Linked DNA regions of Homo sapiens: region 1 is linked to region 2. Evidence: read pairs that join two places in POLR2A ChIA-PET (ENCODE). Cell type or tissue: CD4-positive, alpha-beta T cell. All regions are shown on one strand. Each heading gives the region's core, and the rest is flanking DNA. Links, peaks and the distances in the headings are about the cores only.

The links. ChIA-PET counts read pairs that join two places held together with the same protein. Peaks named below come from ENCODE experiments on the same cell type or tissue, not always from the same donor. Only the 100,000 strongest peaks of a DNase experiment are listed, where the experiment ranks them.
Region 1: POLR2A ChIA-PET joins it to region 2 with 10 read pairs; 4 of 35 experiments call an interaction of 5 or more read pairs at or near these places.

Annotation. Positions count from the first base shown.
Region 1 is chr2:226,451,714-226,460,055 of GRCh38, reverse strand. It overlaps LOC105373915 (a long non-coding RNA gene), which reads left to right. Exons shown (of 3, transcript XR_923963.2): 3 at 5,242-5,274. Among named protein-coding and RNA genes, the nearest start is that of MIR5702, 200 kb to the left of the region's middle. In CD4-positive, alpha-beta T cell, for the core only: no CTCF peak of the experiment used is centred there; no DNase peak of the experiment used is centred there; H3K27me3 peaks cover 887 bases.
Region 2 is chr2:226,330,032-226,338,373 of GRCh38, reverse strand. No RefSeq gene overlaps it. Among named protein-coding and RNA genes, the nearest start is that of MIR5702, 320 kb to the left of the region's middle. In CD4-positive, alpha-beta T cell, for the core only: no CTCF peak of the experiment used is centred there; a DNase peak (open chromatin) is centred at 4,763.

The sequences.
Region 1 (8,342 bases), core at 57-8,056, 120 kb before region 2:
AACAGGCCCCAGTGTGTGATGTTCCCCTCCCTGTGTCCATGTGTTCTCATTGTTCAACTCCCACTTATGAGTGAGAACATGTGGTATTTTGTTTTCTGTTCCTGTGTTAGTGTACTGAGAATGATGGTTTCTAGCTTCATCCATGTCCCTGCAAAGGACATGAATTTTTTATGTCTGCATAGTATTCCATGGTGTATATGTGCCACATTTTCTTTATCCAGTCTATCATTGATGGGCATTTGGCTTGGTTCCAAGTCTTTGCTATTATAAATAGTGCTACAATAAGCATACATGGGCATAGTGTCTTTATAGTAGAATGATTTATAATCCTTTGGGTATATAGCCAGTAATGGGATTGCTGGGTCAAATGGTATTTCTTGTTCCAGATCCTTGAGGAATTGCCACACTGTCTTCCACAATGATTGAACTAATTTACACTCCCACCAACAGTGTAAAAGCATTCCTATTTCTCCACATCCTTGCCAGCATCTGTTGTTTCCTGACTTTTTAATGATTGCCATTGTAACTGATGTGAGATGATATCTCATTGCAGTTTTGATTTGCATTTCTCTAATGAGCAGTAATGATAAACTTTTTTTCATATGTTTGTTGGCCACATAAATGTCTTCTTTTGAGAGGTGTTCGTTCATATCCTTCATCCACTTTTTGCTGGGTTTTTTGTTTTTATCTTGTAAATTTGTTTAAGTTTCTTGTAGATTCTGGATATTAACCCTTTGTCAGATGGATAGATTGCAAAATTTTTCTTCCATTCTGCAGGTTGCCTGTTCACTCTGATGATAGTTTCTTTTGCTGTGCAGAAGCTCTTTAGTTTAATTAGATCCCATTTGCCAATTTTGGCTTTTGTTGCAATTGCTTTTGGTGTTTTAGTCATGAAGTCTTTGCCAATACCTATGTCCTGAATGGTATTGACTAAGTTTTCTTCTAGGGTTTTTATGGTTTTAGGTCTTACATTTAAGTCTTTTTTTGTTGTTTGTTTTCTTTTTGAGACAGAGTCTCACTCTATCACCCAGGCTGCAGTGCAGTGGTGCAATCTTGGCTCACTGCAACCTCCACCTCTTGGGTTCAAGCTATTCTCCTGCCTCAGCCTCCCAAGTAGCTGGGACTACAGGTGTGTACCTCCAAGTCTGGCTAATTTTTGTATTTTTAGTAGAGACAGGGTTTCACCATGTTGGCCAGGCTGGTCATGAACTCCTGACCTCAGGTGATCCACCCACCTTGGCCTCCCAAAGTGCTGGGATTACAGGCATGAACCACCATGCCTGGCCATGTTTAAATCTTTAATCCATCTTGAGTTAATTTTTTTATAAGGTGTAAAGAAGGGGTCCAGTTTAAGTTTTCTGCATATAGCCAGTAAGGTGTAAAGAAGGGGTCCAGCTATAAGTTTTCTAGCCAGTTTTCCCAACACCATTTATTAACTAGGGAATCCTTTCTCCGTTGCTTGTTTCTGTCAGGTTTGTCAAAGATCAGATGGTTGTAGATGTGTGGTGTTATTTCTGAGGTCTTTGTTCTGTTCCATTGGTCTATATATCTGTTTTGGTACCAGTACCATGCCGTCTGGTTACTATAGCTTTGTAGTATACTTTGAAGTCAGGTAGTGTGATGCCTCCAGCTTTGTTCTTTTTGCTTAGAATTGTCTTGGCTATGTGGCCCTTTTTTGGTTCCATATGAAATTTAAAGTAGTTTTTCTAATTATGTGAAGAAAGTAAATGGTAGATTGATGGGGATAGCGTGGAATCTATAAATTACTTTGGGCAGTAGAGCCATTTTTACAATATTGATTCTTCCTATCCATCAGCATGGAATGTTTTTCCATTTGTTTGTGTCCTCTCTCATTTCCTTGAGCAGTGGTTTATGGTTCTCCTTGAAGAGGTCCTTCACATCCCTTGTAAGTTGTATTCCTAGGTATTTTATTCTCTTTATAGCAATTGTGAATGGGAGTTCACTAGTGATTTGGCTCTCTGTCTATTATTGATGTATAGGAATGCTTGTGATTTTTGCACAGTGATTTTGTATCCTGAGACTTTGCTGAAGTTGCTTATCAGCTTAAAGAGTTTTTGGGCTGAGACGATGGGGTTTTCCAAATATACAATCATGTCAATTGCAAACAGAGACAATTTGACTTCCTCTCTTCCTATTTGAATACCCTTTATTTCTTTCTCTTGCCTGATTGCTCTGGCCAGAATTTCCAATACTATGTTGAATAGGAATGGTGAGAGAGGGCATCTTTGTCTTGTGCCAGTTTTCAAAGGGAATACTTCCAGTTTTTGCCCATTCAGTGTGATATTGGCTGTGGGCTTGTCATAAATAGCTCTTATTATTTTGAGATACATTCCATCAAAACCTAGTTTATTAAGAGTTTTTAGCATGAGGGTGTTGAATTTTGTCAAAGGCCTTTTCGGCATCTATTGAGATGATCATGTGGTTTTTGTCATTGGTTGTTTATTCAATGGATTATATTTATTGATTTGCATATGTTGAACCAGCCTTGCATCCCAGGGATGAGGCTGACTTGATCATGGTGGATGAACTTTTTGAGGTGCTGCTGGATTCGGTTTGCCAGTATTTTATTGAGGACTTTCACACCAATGTTCATCAGGGATATTGGCCTGAAATTTTCTTTTTTTGTTGTGTCTCTGCCAGGTTTTGGTAACAGGATGATGCTGGCATCATAAAATGAGTTAGGAAGGAGTCCATCTTTTTCTATTGTTTGGAATAATTACAGAAGGAATGGTACTAGCTCCTCTTTGTACCTCTGGTAGAATTCAGCTGTGAATCCATCTGATCCTGGGCTTTTTTTAAATCACTTTTTATTGTGTCTATTTGATTCTTCTCTCTTTTCTTCTTTATTAATCTGGCTAGTGGTTTATCTATTTTGTTAATTTTTTCAAAAATCCAGCTCCTGGATTCATTGATTTTTTTTTTAACGATTTTTCTTGTCTCTGTCTCCTACAGTTCTGCTCTGATCTTAGTTATTTCTTGTCTTCTGCCAGCTTCTGAATTTGTTTGCTCTTGCTTCTCTCGTTCTTTTCATTGTGATGTCAGGGTGTTAATTTTATATCTTTCCTGCTTTCTTTTGTGGGCATTTAGTGCTATAAGTTTCCCTCTAAACACTGCTTTAGCTGTGTCCCAGAGATTCTGGTATGTTGTGTCTTTGTTCTCATTGGTTTCAAATAATTTATTTATTTCTGCCTTATTTTGTTATTTACCCAGTAGTCATTCAGGAGCAGGTTGTTCAGTTTCCATGCAGTTGTGCGGTTTTGAGTGAGTTTCTTAATCCTGAGTTCTAATTTGACTGCACTCTAGTCTGAGAGAGTGTTTGTTATGATTTCCATTCTTGTGTATTTTCTGAGGAGTTTTTTCCTTCCCATTATGTGGTCAATTTCAGAATAAGTGCCATGGGGTGTCGAGAAGAATGCATATTTTGTTGATTTGGGGTGAAGAGTTCTGTAGATGTCTATAAAGTCTGGTCCAGAGCTGAGCTCAAGTCCTGAATATCCTTGTTAATTTTCTGTCTCATTGATCTGTCTAATATTGACAGTGGGGTGTTAAATTATCCCACTATGATTGTGTGGGAGTCTAAGTCTCTTTGTAGGTCTCTAAGAACTTGCTTTATGAATCTGGGTGCTCCTGTATTGGGTGCATATTTACTTAAGATAGTTAGCTCTTCTTGTTGCATTGATCCCTTTACCATTACGTAATGCCCTTCTTTGTCTCTTTTGATCTTTGTTGATTTAAAAATCTGTTTTATCTGAGACTAGGATTGCAACCCCAGCTTTTTTTTTGTTTTCCATTTTCTTGGTAAATATTTCACCATCCCTTTATTTTGAGCCTATGTGTGTCTTTGCAAATGAGATGGGTCTCTTGAATACAGCACACTGATGGGTCTTGACTCTATCTAATTTGCCTGTCTGTGTCTTTTTATTGGGACATTTAGCCCATTTATATTTAAGGTTAATATTGTTATGTGTGAACTTGATCCTGTCATTATGATGTTAGCTGGTTATTTTGCACATTAGTTGATGCAGTTTCTTCATAGTGTCCATGGTCTTTATATTTTGGTATGTTTTTGAAGTGGCTGGTACTGGTTTTCCTTTCCATAATTTGTGCTTCATTCAGGAGCTTTTGTAAGGCAGGCCTGGTGGTGACAAAATCCCTCAGCATTTGTTTGTCTGTAAAGGATTTTATTTCTCCTTTGTTTATGAAGCTTAGTTTGGCTGGATATGAAATTCTGGGTTGAAAATTCTTTTCTTTAAGAATGTAGAATATTTGCCCCCACTCTCAACTGGCTTGTAGGGTTTCTGCAGAGAGATCTGCTGTTAGTCTGATGGGCTTCCCTTTGTGGGTAACCCGACCTTTCTCTCTGGCTGCCCTGAACATTTTTTTCTTCATTTCAACCTTGGTGAATCTGAGATTATGTGTCTTGGGATTGCTCTTCTCGAGGTGTATCTTAGTGGTGTTCTCTGTATTTCCTGAATTTGAATGTTGGCCTGCCTTGCTAGGTTGGGGAAGTTCTCCTGGATAATATCCTGAAGGGTGTTTTCCAACTTGGTTCCATTATCAACTCCCTGTCACTTTCAGGTACACCAATCTAATGTAGATTTGGTCTTTTCACATAGTCCCATATGTCTTCAAAGCTTTGTTCATTCCTTTTCAGTCTTTTTTCTTTAATCTTGTCTTCACACATTATTTCATTAAATTGATCTTCAAACTCTGATACCCTTTCTTCCACTTGATCAATTCAGCTATTGATACTTGTATATGCTTCATGAAGTTCTCATGCTATGTTTTTCAGTTCCATCAGGTCATTTATGTTCTTCTCCAAACTGATTATTTTAGTTAGCAGTTCCTGTTACTTTTTATCAAGGTTCTTATCTTGTTTGCATTGGGTTAGAACATGTTCCTTTAGCTCGGAGGAGTTTGTTATTATCCACCGTCTGAAGCCTACTTCTGCAAATTCATCAAACTCATTCTCCATCCAGTTTTGTTCCCTTGCTGGTGAGGAGTTGTGATCCTTTGGAGGAGAAGAGGCATTCTGGTTTTGGGAGTTTTCAGCCTTTTTGCACTGGCTTTTTCCTCATTTTCATTGATTTATCTACCTTTGATCTTTGATGCTGATGACCTTTGGATGTGGTTTTTGCGTGGCTTCCTTTTTGCCGATGTTGATGTTATTGCTTTCTGTTTGTTAGTTTTCCTTCTAATAGTCATGCTCCTCTTCTGCAGGTCTGCTGGAGTTTGCTGGAGGTCCACTCCAGATCCTGTTTGCTTGGGTATCACCAGTGGAGGCTGCAGAACAGCAAAGATTGCTGCCTGCTCCTTCCTTTGGAAGCTTTGTCCCAGAGGGGCACCCACCAGATGCCAGCCAGAGCTCTCCTGTATGAGGTATCTCCCTGTCAGGAGGCATGGGGGTCAGTAACCCACTTGAGGAGGCAGTCTGTCCCTTAGCAGAGCTGGAATGCTGTGCATGGAGATCTGCTGGTCTCTTCAGAGCTGGCAGGCAGGAACGTTTAAGTCTGCTGAAGCTGCATCCACAGCTGCCCCTTCCCCCAGGTGCTCTGTGCCAGGGAGATGGGACTTTTATCTGTAAGCCCCTGACTGGGGCTTCTGCCTTTCTTTTAGAGATGCCTTGCCCAGAGAGGAGGAATCTAGAGAGGCAGTCTGGCTACAGTGGCTTTGCTGCACTGTGGTGGGTTCCACCCAGTTCGAACAACCCAGTGGCTTTGTTTACACTGTGAGGGGAAAAATCACCTACTCAAGCCTTAATGGCAGATGCCCCTCCTCGCACCAAGCTCAAGTGTCCCAGGTTGACTACAGACTGCTGTGCTGGCAGCGAGAATTTCAAGCCAGTGGATCTTAGCTTGCTGGGCTCCATGGGGGCAGGATCTGCTGAGCAAGACTACCTGGCTCCCTGGCTTTAGACCCCTTTCCAGAGGAGTGAACAGTTTTGTCTTGCTGGTGTCCCAGGTGCCATTGGGGTACAAAAAAAAAGAAAAAAAAAAAAACAACTCCTGCAGCTAGCTCAGTGTCTGCCCCAAATGGCCTCCTAGTTTTGTGCTTGAAACCCGGGGCCCTGGTGGTGTAGGCACCAGAGGGAATCTCCTGGTCTGTGGGTTGCAAATACCATGGGAAAAGCATAGTATCTGGACCGGATAGCACTGTCCCTCATGGCACAGTCTCTCACAGCTTCCCTTGGCTAGGGGAGGGAGTTCCCAGACCCGTTATGTTTCTTAGGTGAGGCAATGCCACACCCTGCTTCTGCTCACCCTCCACAGGCTGCACCCACTGGCTAACCAGTCCCAACGAGATGAGCCGGGTAACTCAGTTGGAAATGCAGAAATCACTCGCTTTCTGCATTGGTCTCACTGGGAGCTGCAGACTGGAGCTGTTCCTATTCGACCGTCTTGCCAGATCTCCCCCTGTCAATAGTATTTTAAATTAAAAATTATATATATATACACATATGTGTATGTATACACATCTATGTATATGTATACATGTACATATACACATGTACATATACACATATGTATATGCATACATATACACACGTACATATACACATATGCACATGTATACATATACACATGTGCATATACATATATGCATATGTACATGTATACATACATAAGTATATGTATATACATATATGTGTATATATACACATATAAGTATGTGTATATATACACATATATGTATATATACACATATAAGTATGTGTATATATACACATACATATATAGTTATTATCATATACATATATACACATACATATATATATAATAATGGCAAAAGTTACTAGTTTATTTTTACCCAGCTTTATTCTTCTTTATGCTCTTCTTTTCTTGTACATTCTGAGTTCTGGTATCATTTTCTTTTAGATTAAAGAGTTTATTTTATCATTTGTAGTAAATATCTGCTGGAAATGAATTATCTGTTTCTATCTGTTTGAAAACATCTTCGCTTCATTTTAATTTAATATTTTTACTGGATATAGAATTCTAGGTTTACTATCATTTTTCTTTGGCATCCTATCGGTGTTATTCCATTGTCATTTTCTTTCCATTGTTTCTGGTGATAAGTCAGTCATTCATTATATTATTGTTTCTCTATGTAGTATATATATATATATATTTTCCTGGTTTCTTTTAAGATTCATTTTTGCAATCTTCAGTTTTCAGGAGTTTAACTACAATGTGTCCAGGTTTGGTTTGCTTTGTGTTTATTCTGCTTAGGGTTCATGGAGCTTATTGGGTGTTGAATTATTTTTTATAAGTTTTGGAAAGATCTCAGACATTATGTTTCCAAATATTTTTCTGTTTAATCTCTCTCTTCCCTCCTCTGGGACTGTAATTACTACAGTAATCTGAGATCATTTAATATTGTACCATAAATCTTGAACACTCTTCTTCCTCTTCCCCTCCTCCTTCAGTTTCTTTCTTTCCGTCTTTGTTCTCATTCTCCTCCTCATTTTTATACTTCTCTCTTTCTCACTTTCTTTTTCCTCCCCTCCCCTTTGTTCTCTCCTCCCCTCTGCCTTCTTTTCTCCTTCTTCTCCTTCTCTTTTCTCCTCCTCTTTCTTCTTATCTTTTTCTTTGTGTTTCAATTGGTATACTTTCTAATGACCTGGTTTCAGTTTCACTGATTTTTTTCCTCTGGTGAATCCAGTTTGCTGTTAGCCAATTGAATCCTTCATTTTTTAATATATTGTTTTCACATCTAACATTTCAATTTAATTCTTTTTTCATAGTTTCCATGCATATGCTCAAATATAAATTTCCATGCATCTGCTCAAATTCCCCAGCTGTTCATACTTGTGGTATACCTTTCTTATTAGATCTTTTATAGTTTTTATTATAATTATTTTAAAGTGTGATTTGTGACATCTAGGCCATATTTCAGCCTATTTTGCTGTGTCTTTTCTTCATCATGGGTCATATTTTAATTGGTTATTTTTTGCTTTATAATGTTTTTATTTTATAGCAAACATTTTGCATATCATAACAGTGAAGTGTAAAGTAAATTATATCTTTTCCTAGAAATTATCATACCCCTTCATGTATAAATTGATAGATTTGGGGTCTGTGTAAATCTCATTGTAGCCAAGTTTATCTGGGCTTGACTGCAGCTTTAGTTTAATATAACTTACTACTCACTTCAAATATTTTGAACACAGTATCAGAAATTTCCTTTCTGCAGAGCTGAATACGTAAGATTCCTCTTCGTGCTTTACCTACCAATCTGCTGCCAGACTTCCAAACTGCACCTAGGGAGATATCTTTTCACTCAGAGGTATGGGGGAGGAGGGGGAGATTTCTCTTAGCTCT
Region 2 (8,342 bases), core at 184-8,183:
TTCAGTGTGATGATTTATATGAATATGGCTGGTAACTGTGCTGTGTTTATTGTTTGCTGTAGCTGTAGGACTGGAGGTTTTAACTTTCTCTAGTGTCCTTGATTTGGTATTTTTCTTGACTTGTGTCTCTGGGCTGTGATCTTCCCAAGTATTTTTCCATGGTTCCCTTCCCTAGTGAGACAGGAAAGCTAGAGAGGACTAGTTGGGGACAGATGTCTTCCTGGCTTGAATAAGGTTCTGGTAAATTCTTTTTCTCTAGGCCTTTTCTGTGGAGACTTCTCTGGGTGATTATTCTTTCCTTTTACTTGGGTCTAAAAAAATGTTCACTTTAAGTTTATTCAGCTTTTTCATATGATTACAGAAAGTGTTTCCTATCCTCATACCTAATCACTAAACTAATAGGGCTCTGGTATATTACCAGTGCAAGATTCAAACTCTATCTAATCAGGGTCTTTGCCCAATTAAAAAATTGGTTTATTTGTTTTCTTGATGTTGAGTTCCTTGTATATTTTGGATAATAACCCTTTATCAGATACATGGTTTGAAAATATTTTCTCCCATTCTGCAGGTTTCTTTTTTGTGTTGGTTATTTCATTTTCTGTGTAGATTCCTTTCATTTTGGCCTACTTGTTTGCAGCTTCCACACACTGCACCTCCCTGTTACATCTCTTCTATGCTCAACTGGGTTTAGGAAGAACTACTTGGGATATTCAGGTATTGTATTTGAACTATAAGTCTATAGATACCAATCTGAAGCTGTGAGGGAGAATTTGTTACTATACGACTGTAAACAAGTAAACAACCTATTTGTACTTGACGTAGTGCCTATGACATGACCGATTTAATACAAAACTATGGAACACGCAAGATTATTTTTTGAGATGTTAAATATGACTTCACAAACTTACCTAACCTTTTGCTAATGCATGTAGTACCAAAAAGAAAAGATGGTTTTAGCTTCCTTTACTCAAAATATGAACATTAAGTATTGCGAATTTCTCTGCCAAGTGGTTCAGAAATACAGAATAACCCAGTTAAAAAAAGAAATTGTAAACCATCTTGGTCAGTCTACTCTATTCTATGTTTATATGTTATTTTCTCAAGCAATCACTTCATAATTATGGAGTTTACAAAATGATGAGAAAGAAGAGGGAAGGCAAAATAGCCTCTACTGCATTACAAGGAACATCAGCATAAACTGTACAAAGAATCACATCATTTCCATACCATGAACGTAGAAAGCAGACCAAGTTTACAAATGATAGGACAATGCGTTCTCTGCAATAGCCAAATACAACAAAACACTTTGAAAGTAAAGGTGAAAATTGTATAAAGAGAAAATACAAGCCTTTTAAATAGCATTATGCCAAGAGGTGAAAAGAAAAAATTCATCTCTTGGTATATTACAATTTCTTTATCTATTGATCGGCTCTTAGGTAGTTTACACATCTTGGTTACTGTGAATAATGCTGCAATGAACATGGTGGTATAGATGCTGATTTTACATGATAAAATATCTTTTTATCTTTAAAATATTTATATAAAAGATATTTTAATATATAATATATTATAAAATTATAAACTATAAATATACTATAAACTTATATGGTAATATTTATATAAAAGATAACATCTTATAACTTAACTTCAAAAATGCTGATTTTATTTCCTTTAGATATATACCCAGAAGTGGGATTGCTGGAGTAGTTCTATTTTTAATTTTTTGAGAAACCTCCATACTGTTTTCCATAATGGCTATACCAAGTTACAATTTCACCAACAGTGTACAAGGTTCCCTTTTCTCCATACTCTCACCAACACTCGTTATCTCTTTTTCTTTTAATAATAACCATCCTAACAGGTGTGAGGTGATATCTTATTGTGGTTTTGGTTTTCATTTCTCTGATGATTCATGATGATGAGCACCTCTTTGTATGCCTGTTGGCCGTTTGTGTGTCTTCTTTGGAAAAATGTCTATTCAGATTCTTTGCTCATTTAAAAAATTTGGTTGTTTTCTTCCTGTTGAGTTCCTTGTATATTTTGGATAATAACCTTTTATCAGATACACGGTTTGCAAATATTTTTCTCCCATTATGTAGGTCGCTTTTTTATTTGGGGGATTATTTCATTTTCTGTGCAGATTACTTTCATTTTTTAACTATTCACAATGATGCTTAATACTTACATAATAGGTAAGAATGTTAAGAAGATGTTTTAAATGTACCAGATACAACACAAAGAAGAATTTAGATTGATACACCAATGACATAAATGCTTTTATATTATTTACCAGCCTCCAGGCACTATGCTAAATCTTTTCACCTAATTCATTTGCTCTTCATAATAACCTTATGAAGTAGTTACTACTTTTATTCTTATTTTATGTGATGAGGAAACCAAGAGAGGTTAAGTAATTTTCCTTTGGTCTCATAGCTGTTAAATGACAGAGCTGGAAGTTGAACTCCATTAAACTGGCTCTAAAACCTGCTTGGTTAAACATTGCAATATGCAGTCTCACTTTTTTGTTAGCTAAACAATTTTATAAATGCACAAATCTGTGAACATGATACAGATACCAGTGTAGGCTCATGATCTCTCTGAAAGTCCTAATAATACAGCAGATAAATTTGACTGGGAAATTTTGATGAGCATTGGGTTTTCTATAGCTTTAAACAATCTACTTACACTCCTCAGATTGAAGATAGATATATTAAAACTGCCTACAAAATAATAATACATGGAAGTGAGGAAATCATGAACTGAGAAAAAAATAAGGTGAACTGAGAGTTCAGTTAGCAATCATGCTGCACACCTGCTGGGCTGTGAGGTCAGAATCTGAGGCTAGCGAGGCATCCTGAGAACGGCCCCTCGATTGCTGTGCTCTAGGCATCTGGGAGACTGTTTTCAGAAGAGATGGATCATGGACTTGTCTGGGGTTGGGTTTCATAGCAGTAAATATAAAAAAAGGAAACGTGATGAATTTCACAACTTACATCGCCTGTAGGATGAAAAGCAAAGCTAATAACTTATGAGAAATACATCTATTGTTGGAGCTAGAAATGAAAAAAAAAAAAAAAACATTCTCCAGTGGTTGCTCACAGAGAGACCTTTGTGCCTATCATGAAAAATATTCTCAACAACATCTGAGTGGCAAAAAAATAGGAATGTCATAAGACAAGGCTCGTGGCATGACAGCTAAAAGTAATCCAGCAAAAGTACTGACCTCATGTGAGGTCTCCAGGCACGATATTCCCATGATCCAGGCTTGTCCTTTCTTGACTCTTTACTCCTAGGTCCCTTCTATAAGCATAAGGAGCTTAAATTTTTTTGACTCATTTGTTTATTTTATTTAGCATGCCCAAATGTAGTCAGTAATTAGGATGCGTGTGTGTGTGTGTGTGTGTGTTTGTGGTCGGGGAGGGAAAAGAAACCAGGACTTAATAATCAGTTCTAATGTATCTACAATTTATATAATGTGAGACACTTCTGCAGGATCTGCATTTCTGTTTTGCATAAACACAAAATTAGGTCTAGCGATATTAGGAAATATATAATTATTAGGAGTGTAGTGGTGGTGAGAGCCTTAGAAAGCTAGAAAAAGTGGCAAACTAACGTTGGCCTGGATTGACCCTTGCTGTATGGTAAGCTCCAAAGGAAATAATTGAACACATTTTTTCAGTCATTTATTTATTTCATGATCAGTCATATTTGGTATCATGACAGATGGTGGCAGAGTTCTGCTGAAATAGAGTCAGCTTTGAATAAGACAGTGTGTGAAAACTCAGTAGCTCTTCCTACAATAAATTCATTAATATTCAGCAATTGCCTTTATCTTGTGCTTGAATGTGTTCGTGTTTGGGGTTCGAGCCTCATTACAGATATGAACACTTCTATAAAGCAGCACCAGTTTAAGCTGTGATAAAGGAATTTAAATGCTATCCACACTATTCAGTAAGGGCCTAGAATAATATTCTTTGAGAAAAATTGCTTTCTCCCACATTACAGTTGTATTTTAAATTGGAGTTTATCTTTTTCTGTGTAGTCTAATTATTTTTATTATTTTATAATTAAAATGACAGTTAGATTAAAAAATTTTAGTAGAATTACTACCCTAAAGTTACCAGTTTTCAGCTTCTGTAAGTCTCTGTTCCCTAGTTTGATTTCCACTTTGGAAGGGCAATGCCATAGTTTTGGAAAGAGGAGACATATTTTATGTGATTATAGAGAATGAGTATTTTTATTCTTTCTTTTTTTGAGATGGAGTCTTATTCTGTTGCCCAGGCTGGAGTGCAGTAATGTGATCTCAGCTCACTGCAACCTCCGCCTCCCGGGTTCAAGCGATTCTCCTGCCTCAGCCTCCGGAGTAGCTGGGATTACAGGCACCTGCCAACACGCTCGGCTACTGTTTTTTTTTTTTTTTTTTTGTATTCTTAGTAGAGATTGGGTTTCACCATGTTGGCCAGGCTAATCTTGAACTCCTGACCTGAGGTGATCCACTCACCTTGGCCTCCTAAAGTGCTGGGATTACAGGTGTGAGCTACCACACCCAGTCCTCTCCATTCTTTAGAAATAATAAAAGGGATATGGTTTGGCTATCATCTGGAATGAGATTTGGCTCCACTCAAATCTCATCCGGAATTGTAATCACCATGTGTCAGGGGTGGGGCCTGGTGGTAGGTGATTGGGTCAAGTGGCAAACTTCCCCCTTGCTGTTCTCATGATAGTGAGTGAGTTCTCATGAGCTGTTTTTTTTAGTGTGTGGCACTTCCCAGTTTCCTCTCTCTTTCTCTAGTGGTCTGCCATGGTAAGAAGTGCTGGCTTCCCCTTTGCCTTTCGCCATGATTGCAAGTTTCCTGAAGGCTTCCAGTCATGCTTCCTGTTATGTCTGCAGAACTGTGAGTCAATTAAACATTTTTACTTTATAAATTACCCAGTCTTGGGTAGTTCTTTATAGCAGTGTAGAAACGGACTAATAAAACATGTACGTTTAATGTCTCCCAAGTACGGGATTTTTTTCTTTTTGTTATTCTTCATGTCACATTTGGTTGCTATAGGTAGGAGTGTGAATCACATAATGGATTTGTTCTACTATCCAAATCTTATACCTTTAGACTATGAGCCTTGCAAGGGGGTGAAACATTTTATTGCAGTAACCATCAGCACAACAAAATTCTGAATTGCAGATCATTGTTTTATTGGAAACACCTGACTCATTGATTTTGATTGATTTTAAATCTCCTCTCAGAATCAACTGAAGTCCTAAATCCTCTACACATTCTTACTTAACTCCTTTCCCTTTGATTAAATGCTTTAATCTCCCATTCTTACGGCATCTCTCAATTTCTACACTGGATTATAGTTACCAGTGCCTAGGTCTCACTGTTCCTATTGGATTGTTTTCCTTTCAAAGGCAAAATAAATGGCTGATTCAACTCTAACTTTCTCAAAGATCTAGCTAAGTATCCCCTAAAAAGTTAGTGTTCAATGGATATTTGTTGAGAGAATATGTAAGAGTTGACCAATGTAGATAATGTAAGATAATGGATGAGAAAAAGGGATTCAGCTATTAATGGAGTATCTGTTGGAGAATTGGCTTAATATCATACATGGTGTATGGCGGAAACTACTGAAACACACCATAGGTGACCCAGATGTCAGTTGTCCTTTCATTATCCTCTTGAAACTATCTGTCTATGTTCTCTGCTATTCTAATAAGAGAGAAGCAAGCATTGGTCAGCATAGAATCTACTGAAGATCTGCTAGGAAAAGCAGAGGAGTGAGTTGTCTCATAAAAAAATTTAGAACTTAGAAAAGTTCATATAGTGGCCTTTTTTGTTGTTGTTGTTCCTGGGTTCTTTTTGTCTCTTTTCCTTTCCTTCCATAAAGCACTCAGATTTCCCTAAATGTAATCTCCTGCTCTCAAATATTTCTCAAATTTTACAAATCCCTCATCTTCGTTATATGTAGAATTTGCCTCTCCTAACTTATTACAATGCTTGCAAAATGCCCTGTGGTTAGCACCCTCCAACCTCCTTAAAACGTATTGGGGAATTACATTCATTCAATAATTCAATATCACCTTTGTTTTTATTTTTTTCCATAAGTTATTGGGGGTACAGGGGGTATTTGGTTTAAGAGTAAATTCTTTAGTAGTGATTTGTGAGATCCTGGTGCATCCATCACCTGATCAGTATACACTGCACCATATATGTTGTCTTTTATCCCTCACCCCACCTTCCAATCTTCAACCCCAAGTCCCCAAAGTCCACTGTATCATTCTTATGTCTTTTTGTTCTCATAGCTTAGCTCCCACATGTCAGTGAGAACATATGTTGTTTGGTTTTCCATTCCTGAGTTACAAAGCCACCTTTATTTAAATAATTAAATGTTGTTAATAATTAATGCATTAACAAAAATTAATATTATCAGATAATATGACTGTCCTAGATATGGCAGATGGAGAAGTTCTGTCGTATGCACAGAATCATAGCCATTTCTTTGTTTGGGAAAGTTACAACAACTAAGCCCTAGAACAATACGAGTTATAGCCCATCTCAGGAGTCTTTCACTTTTGTGGGCCTAACTGGAAATAATTAGGGAGTTCCTGAATATGTATGGATCATCATTTTAGGCTGCTCAAACATGCCTCCATGTGTTTGCTGATGGCCAATGGGAAAAAGTTGCCCAAATGTTGCTCAAGGAGAATAGAGAATGTAGTGAACCCTCTAAAGCTATTTTAAGTAGGATTTCATGGGGCAAGATTGAGAAAATTTTATTGTTGTTTTCAGTATTCCTGGGGCTCTCCTCTTTTCATACTTTTGTGATAAAATACCCCCACCCTTCTACTTACTGCTGAAATCAATTTAATGACTCTAAAGACAATTGAATTAGTATTAACTTGTATAATACTTTGTTAATTTGATGACTATTCAGAACTAGTGATTTGAACACTATTCAGAATTAATGATTAAACAGACATAATAATTATTTTAATAAGCAGAGCTGAGCTCTCCATTTCTCAGAAGGTTTCTCTTGGTGCAGATGTGCAGAGATTCTACTTTGGTTTCCAACAGACTCTTGTCTTCCCACTAGAAGCTGTGGATGAGCCTGTTTTATGGCCAAGTCTGCCTTTCTCCTTCAGCTTTTCTTGCCTTAATTCTTATACCTAGACAATTTTAGACCATCAAGATGTGAATTTCCTTAGCCTTAACCTGGAAGAATGAAAAAGATCCCAGTTGGCTTTACTCAGGGAACTGACCATGTGGTTGTAATAGAGATTGGTCGATGAAGTTCCTTGCACATTATCTGAATCAAAAGCAGCCAAAGGGATGAACCAAGAGTTTCCACTGCTGGAAAACTCTTTCTATGAGTCTAGTTACTACAGGGATCCCCTTGGCTTTATTTTAGGAAATGATCCAATAAGTTGGTAGCCATAGAATGGTTAAAAGAGAGCAGGCTGACTAAGGGTAGATAATCAGAGGGAAGCCAAGCTTTTAGAAGTATCCTTGCAGCTGTAAGAGGTGCATCTGCATAACAGCCACATGGTTCTGAAAAATCACAACTGAGTGATTCACCTAATGCATGAAGTAAAATGGAAGAGCTTCCCCCCATCCCCCCAAAAAGAAACACACAGAAGCTATAGACCAGGGGTTACTTTTTGAAATTTTCTGTCCTTTCTATGGAGTTTCCCCATGAGTTTATTTCATTTAGTACTATTACTGTTCCACTTTATAAACTTAGCTCGGAGGCAAACAAATTTCCATTATCAGGCCTAGAGTTAAATCTATGTTATCTTTTACAAGAACTTAACTGTTAAAGACATTCCAACAAAACTAAAATAAGTGTTACAAAACCATTTCACCACACTGCCTTGTGGATAACCAGAATGAATGTCATCTTCAAATATGAAGGACAGACCCTTCTCTATTTTAAGAAAGAAGTATTTGAAAGTAATTTATACTCAAATTATTTCAACATGAATGTCAGCTGCATTTAGTCTGCATTGCTGAAAAGGTGAATAAAGACAGCTGCTAAACCACTGTGGTTGTTTTTAGAAATATTTCTTTTATTAGGTCAATGGAAGCAAATTGAGACATCTTTGTTTTATTCTATTCTATTCTATTCTATTCTATTTTTATTATTTATTTATTTATTTTATTTTTATTTATTTTTTATTTTTTTTATTTTATTGTTATGTTATGTTATGTTATGTTATGTTATGTTATGTTATGTTATGTTATGTTATGTTATGTTATGTTACGTTATTTTGAGACAGTTTTGCTCTTGTTCCCCAGGCTGGAGTGCAATGATGTGATCTCAGCTCACTGCAACCTCTGCCTCCC